Linked DNA regions of Homo sapiens: region 2 is linked to region 1. Evidence: chromatin contacts called from ENCODE Hi-C data. All regions are on one chromosome and are shown on one strand. Each heading gives the region's core, a stretch centred on a gene start or an enhancer-like site at or near the end of the contact. The rest is flanking DNA. Distances are from core to core; before and after follow the strand shown. Region 1 holds the start of TBP (TATA-box binding protein). Region 2 holds the start of MPC1-DT (MPC1 divergent transcript).

The links. Hi-C counts contacts between places; a loop is a spot of excess contacts on that map. Pooled maps may share reads with other maps.
Region 2: a loop to region 1 is called in a map of B cell, with 21 times the contacts of the local background. The contact joins the promoter of MPC1-DT here to the promoter of TBP in region 1. A Hi-C loop is called at or near these places in 1 of 168 maps with a recorded cell type or tissue (B cell), 1 of 37 single-sample maps with no recorded cell type and 8 of 50 pooled maps.

Annotation. Positions count from the first base shown.
Region 1 is chr6:170,553,119-170,556,486 of GRCh38, forward strand. It overlaps TBP (TATA-box binding protein), which reads left to right and starts at 1,251. Exons shown (of 8, transcript NM_003194.5): 1 at 1,251-1,345. It overlaps PSMB1 (proteasome 20S subunit beta 1), which reads right to left and starts at 189. Exons shown (of 6, transcript NM_002793.4): 1 at 12-189. The coding sequence starts at 124. RefSeq lists enhancers at 1-321, 1,132-1,521.
Region 2 is chr6:166,381,343-166,384,710 of GRCh38, forward strand. MPC1-DT (MPC1 divergent transcript) reads left to right here and starts at 1,836. Exons shown (of 1, transcript NR_189630.1): 1 at 1,836-3,368. MPC1 (mitochondrial pyruvate carrier 1) reads right to left here and starts at 1,598. Exons shown (of 5, transcript NM_016098.4): 1 at 1,464-1,598. The coding sequence starts at 1,534. RefSeq lists an enhancer at 741-920 and silencers at 1,281-1,380, 1,531-2,270.

The DNA.
Region 1 (3,368 bases), core at 1-2,500:
GGGGTTTTTACCCTCCGTTGAAAACGTAGGGCGAAAATCGCAGCTGCAAAGGGCCCGCGGCTCTGTGCGGTTCCATCCCCAAGTCTCTGCCAGGAGCCGAATACATGGCTGTAGAGGACAACATCGCACGGCTGCGCCTGCGGATCCGACACTTGCTGTCTCACGGCGAGATGGCTGCCTTGACCGGACGTTACGCCACTTCCGGCTTCTCCTGAAGTTCGCTCCCGGCCTCTCTATCTCACGCTAGTCGTTGCTCCTGGAGGGCTGCACGGCGGCTTGTCCCTTTGGTAGTTGAATCCCGCCCATTCCAAAAAGCGCTGACAGGGATGTAAAGGGTTTTTTTTGTTTGTTTTTTGTTTTTTTCCCCCTCGAAGAAAACATTGGAATTCACCCCAATGGACAAAAATTTAAGTCTGACCATACAAAAAAATTGTCAGAACTATGGCGCAACGGCAACTCGAATAACGGTGGGAACGTTAATTGTCCTGGCTAATAAAAAATGTATATAACATTTCCTATCCTTAAAGAGCTCACAACCTCACTGATAATAAAAAGTACAAAGAAAACAAGCAGTATAACATATGATTACGCCACAATGAACTACAGAAGGGAAAATCAAGGCGTGCTGAAGTCCCACTAAGAAACAACTGCGGAAAGAGCCATGTGACAACAGTGCATGAACTGGGAGTGGCAGAACTGAATATAAATGCATGTGTAAACACAAGCTGTTTGTTTTGCTTAGTGTTCCTTGTCATTCTACACGCTTGAAGATCAGCTAGCGTTCTTGCTGACAGGTAAGGAGGACGCGCTTACTGAGTGCCAAGCACTGCTCAGGCACTGATTCTGTCAATCTCTGTCAATCTCCCGACAGCCCAAGGGTAAGCACTGTTATCATTATTCAATTTTACAGAAAAAAAATGCGGGGGAGAGGTCAGGTAACTTGTCGAAGGTAACGCCGCTAGTTGCTTTAAACAACAACAACAACAACAACAAAACACACTCACACATATACACACACACGCCATTTAAAAATCGATCTTTCCTACGTCCAGCAAGGGCCAATTAGAGATGGCTGTGGCACGGCGGCCCCGCCCCGGAACTCCTCAAGAGCTTCGCCCCTCCTTACCTATGGAAACACAGGAAGTGACCTATGCTCACACTTCTCATGGCCTCGGCCCTAGTGGGAGCAACTCGCTGAAGCCGAGGGCAGAACTGGCGGAAGTGACATTATCAACGCGCGCCAGGGGTTCAGTGAGGTCGGGCAGGTTCGCTGTGGCGGGCGCCTGGGCCGCCGGCTGTTTAACTTCGCTTCCGCTGGCCCATAGTGATCTTTGCAGTGACCCAGGTAACAGATTGTACTCTTTTCTGACGGTTCGGGCGAAGGCCACCACTGCACTGAGGCCTGGGGGCAATGGTGGGGAAGAGACTAGGAATTGGCGCGCGTGCAGGCCCCTCGGGGGACGTTCCTCCCTTTCGTGCTGCCGCCGTTCCGGCCTGTAACGGCCACTCGGCCGCCACTCCCGCCTGGTGCCCTACTCTGCTGTGTTTCGCAGGCAGCTTCCCATCGTACGATTGTGGGGCTCAGGGTACTACTGGCTGGCTGGGCGGCGGCAGGCGGGACAGGACAGTCCCTTGCATCGAAGACCCTAAGTTTACCCTGCCCTGTCCTGCCATCCGCTTCTTCTCCATGTTAGAAGCAGATTCACCCAGATCTGTGCCCGCCTGTTTTGCTGCCAACATTGAGACTTAAATATTTTGTCAGAAGCCTGAGACAGCGGGCACGGTAGCGCTTAAGATATAATACACACCACTTTATTTGCAGGGTCTCCCGTCTCTCGGTTCAGGCCATCATGGTTTTCCAAATCTCTAGGTAGACTTTTCTGTGAAAAGACTGTGCTTCATTTAGTTATACAGACACTAGAAGGCTATGCAGAATTAATTTGATTGCCTCCAAAAAATATCGGATTTGATGTTTCAATTTCCAGGAGATGAAGATACCCAGCAAACAACTCTTTTCTGAGGATAAATTAGTGCAGTAATCACTGTGCGGTTTCTTCTGTAGACTTACTTGCAAAAAGTGGCCTGAAGCCACCGAAGGTCCTGGATAAATCTCTAATCATACTTATAATGGCTTTAAATCCTGCCGTCATTATCTCTTGCCTCAACCTTAGATTCCTGAAACGAAACTTCCGTCCTCCAGTTTTACTCCTCTCAAATTCATCTAGTCTTGCCAAATTAGATCTGTTCATACTGCACTTCCGAAATTCCATAACTGTTATTATTGCCTATGCAATAACATTGAAAACTCCTGATAGTATGAGCCCACCAATATGTGCTGTCTCATCTGCTGCAGTGACCTTCTATACAGTCATACTAAGCTTGTTGCCTGCATACTGCATGCTTTTTCAATCTGTCTCTTTCTGCTTGATTTCTCTTTTGTCTGAAGCCCTGATGTGTAAATTCCTACTCACCTTGTGAGACCCAAGTTAGATGGTCCCTGCTTTGTGAAAACACTGCGCTCTCTTCACAGTGATTGGCTGTTAGTCTATATTGTCTTCTCTTCCAGGGGTGTATATGGGCTCATTCATGATCACATACTGTATTCCAGGCATAGTGCTAGATGCAGAGATCACAAAGACATGTAGGCTGGTTTCTGCATTCAAGGAACTTAGCTTAGACCATACCTGCTGTTATAATACTATGTTTTACAGTAGTTATTTGCATACCCTTCATATTGAACACTTTGATGCCAAGGACTATATCCTCCTATCTTTATATCCTCATCTGCAGGACTTCTGTTATTGTTATTATAGGATAACTGTCAAAAAAAAAGTATATTTTAAAAAATATCTCTGATATATTTATTTCCAGAAGCAGAGCTTGCTTTCTTTTTTGGTCTGTTTTTCAGTGATGAGTATGTAGGATAGATAGTCTTTGGGGGCCTTTGCCCTTTCAAAGTGATCGTCAGAGTCTTTCATACATTCAGCAAATATCTGAGTGTCTGTTCTGTACCAGCACATGCTTGAAGTGCATATGCCTGAAGGATCTTTGGACATATAATTTGTAACTTTGAGACCTCTAAGTTCTATGTGAGAATATGTTGTTATAAACTCATTTCAGATGTGTAGTGAGTAAAGCGATGATGATTTAAGAAAAGTCAGATAACAGGCACAGTTTGCATTAATGTGTTCTAAAGAGGTAAGGTTATTACATTTATAAAAATTCAGGGCTTTATCTTTGTGCGGCTTTTTTTTTTTTAACAGTTTCATTACAGTAGGAGCTTGATAAATGATCACTCTGAAGTATATTGGATTGAATTTGATATTTACTTAATTTTTTGCCCAAGACATTGTAGAGGATGTAAAATT
Region 2 (3,368 bases), core at 586-3,085, 4.2 Mb before region 1:
CCTACCCTACTGCTCTATAAAAGTAGAAGTAAACAGTATTTGCAATAAAATTCAGGATTTAAAACTTTTTTATTGCTAAAATCAAGTTGCCTTCATACTATCCCTTTTGTGTGGTTATAACAGGATTTATTCCTCCTCAGCTTTCATCTCTTTACCTCTTGACCACACTATTAACTACCGAAAAAAAACCGCAGCTGTACACGTACCTAGGTTTTAAAATCATACACTGAAAAACTAACTAAAATTACACTCCTAAATAACCTAAAACTGCTTCAAAGTTATATTCAATATTTTGAAATAAAAGCAAGCGCCCCAAGATGAGAGGTGCAAATAAATTATAGAAAGTGTATTTTCAGGCTTTCCAACCGCGAATGCTCTTTGTTTCTAACTGGAAAGGAGGAGTTAACAGAAAATAGAACAAGAAGAAAAAGTATGACCTTAGAGACACGTCACTTTACTTTGGTTGACAGAATTTCGTATATAAAAACATCTTAAATTGTACTTCCTCCCAAGCTTAAAGTCCTTAGAATGAGAAAACCGAAAGGCGAACCCAAGGCCAGCACATTTTATTTCCGCTGTCCCAGAAGCGCGCTGGGCGCACCCGAAGCTCCGCTCCAACAGCGCCGCGCCGCGCTCTCAGCAGCGCCTCCCGCTGGCGTCTCCCCACCCCACACCCAGGTCGCCGCCTCTGGCACACCTGGACGGCCGCAGGTGACCGGCGACCCACTCCGAGGATCTGGTAGAAACCGGCCAGGAAACCACTCCCGCCCGGAGGAGCGAGCCACTGTCAACTGGCCCGGAGGGACGTGCCCACTGCCAACCATGGGAGAGGAACGAGCCTCTGTCACCCCTGCCGGGTCACCCTGCCCTGAGGGGCGCCCACTGTCACCCCTGCCGGGAGAGGCGTCCCCATGGTCACCCTGTCCTGAGGAGCGCCGTCGCTTTCGTCCCTCCAGGTCCCCACTGCCACTCTGGCCGGGAAGGGCGTCCACTGTTATGCCTACCAGGAGAGGCGTCCCCAGTGTCACCTTGGCCAGGAGGGACGCCCACCGTCACCCACTCCCTGAAGGGGACTCAATGTCACCCCTGCCTTGAGGGGCGCCCACTGTCACCCTGCCGGGAGAGGACACCCACTGTCACCCCCGCCCTGAGGAGCGCCCACTGTCACCCTGCCGGGAGAGGACACCCACTGTCACCCCCGCCCTGAGGGGCGCCCACTGTCACCCCCGCCCTGAAAGGCGCCCACTGTCACCGGCTCTCTACGCCGTCCGCTTCGGGGTGTGGCGGTCCGGGAGGGATCCGGGTGGGGCCCCCCTGACAAGCGCACCCTCTCGCCTGGGCCCCGGCCCACCCGCTGCCCGGGGCCACCGCGTCCTCGCGGCCGCCCTCGTCGCGGACTGCACGGGTCGCAGCCTCCCGGGAGCCCCTCCGGGTTGCGGGGTTCGGCCTGCGGCGCTCGTCACCTCATGAGGTAGTCCCGGAAATCCTTGCTTCGGACATAGTCCGCCGCTTTCCGCACCAACGCGCCCGCCATGGCTGTGCCGACACCAGACCCCGAGTGGTCCCTGCCTCTGCTGCCGCTTCCCAGAGCCAATGACACCCCGGCCAACCCCCCGGCAGCCGACGGCGAGCCAGCCCGAAGGCCCGCCTCACGACACCCGGCCACGCCTTACGGCCGCGCCGCGCCGCCCGGCTCTCGGCCAATGACAGGGCGCAGGGCCAGAGATGGTGGCGCGGACTGGCTGGCTCGTGCCGCACGCCTCCTTCCCGCCCTCGGTGGCGCACGGGGGCGGGGCCCGCTGCCGTAAAACGGCTGGGGCTGGGCCGGGGCTGGCAGGCGGTTGCTAGGCTCCAGCGGCTCCCGGCCAGCGGGGACGTGGAGGTGACATTTCTCTGACCCACAGGACTGTGGGCGCCCTGCCGAGCGTCGCGCGGTCTTGGGGCGACCTGCAGTGGGGCCCCTGCGGCGCAGCGCGCGGTGGGACTGGCCGGGTTCCCGCGCCGCCCAGGGCCTGTGTCTGCGCCGGTTCCTGGCAAGGGCACCTTGGCCGGGCGGCCCGCGTCCCCTGCGCTTCCCACACCCACGTGGGCGGACCCGGCCCGCAAGCTGGGCCAGCCTGCGGTTTCCGGGCACTGGGGAGTGCGCAGAGCCCCGGGCCAGCGACCGCAGCCGGGGCCCCTGGCTTCTCCCGAGCACTTTCCCCCGGACCGGTCCCTCCAGGGTGGCGGGCGGCACCCAGGGCCGGCGCTCCTCACCAACGCGCTGCAGCTACGGGCTCAGGAGGGAGCCGCAGCGTCGGAGGAGGAAAGCATTTAAGAATAGCACAAAGCCTTAGGCTCGAGGAAGCGTGACTGCTTACGTGTTGAAAATAAAGGTTCTGTAAGTCCCACCGCGGGTGCATATTGAAAAGAAAGGGATCATTAGCACGCGACCCTCGCCTAGGAGTATATAAACCGCAGCACGACTTTCGGATCACAAAGGCAGAGAAAAGAACACATTGAAGGCTTTTGCTCACTTTTCCAAGTTGTTTCGTTTCGTTTTGTTTCTAATGTGGACGATCATTTAAAATGCCTCTGGTGGCCGGGCGCGGTGACTGACGCCTGTAATCACAGCACTTTGGGAGGCCGAGGCGGGCGGATCACCTGAGGTCAGGAATTCGAGACCAGCCTGGGCAATACGGTTAAACCCCCTCTCTACTAAAAATAAAAAAATTAGCTGGGCGTGGTGGCATGTGCTTGTAGTCCCAGCTACTTGGGAGGCTGAGACAGAAGAATCGCTTGAACCCGGGAGGCGGAAGTTGCAATGAGCCAAGATTGCGCCATTGCATTCCAGCCTGGGCAACAGAGCAAGACCCTGTCTCCAAAAAAAACAAATAAATATAACAAAATTCCTCTGGTAGCCGGGTGCGGTGGCTCACGCCTGTAATCTCAGCACTTTGGGAGGCTGAGGCAGGTGGATCACTTGAAGTCAAGAGTTTGAGACCAGCCTGGCCAATATAGTGAAACCTCATCTCTACTGAAAATACAAAAATTAGCCAGGCGTGGTGATGCGCTCCTGTGATCCCAGCTACTCGGGAGGCTGAGGCGTGAGAATCGGTTGAACCCGGGAGGTGGAGGTTGTAGTGATCCGAGATTGTGCCATTGCACTCCAGCCTGGGCAACAGAGGGAGATCCTGTCTCTAAAATAAAAAATAAAAGAAATGCCTTTGGTGAACAGGAATTCTCAACATTAGTGACCCGCAGTGTATTAGTGTTAATAATGGACATCCCCTTTGATCCAGCAAGCCCATCTAGAGATTTCCTAGGATAGACAAGCCAGTTTGTGCAATTTCATGTGTACAGCATTGTTTTTAGTATGGAAAGATTAG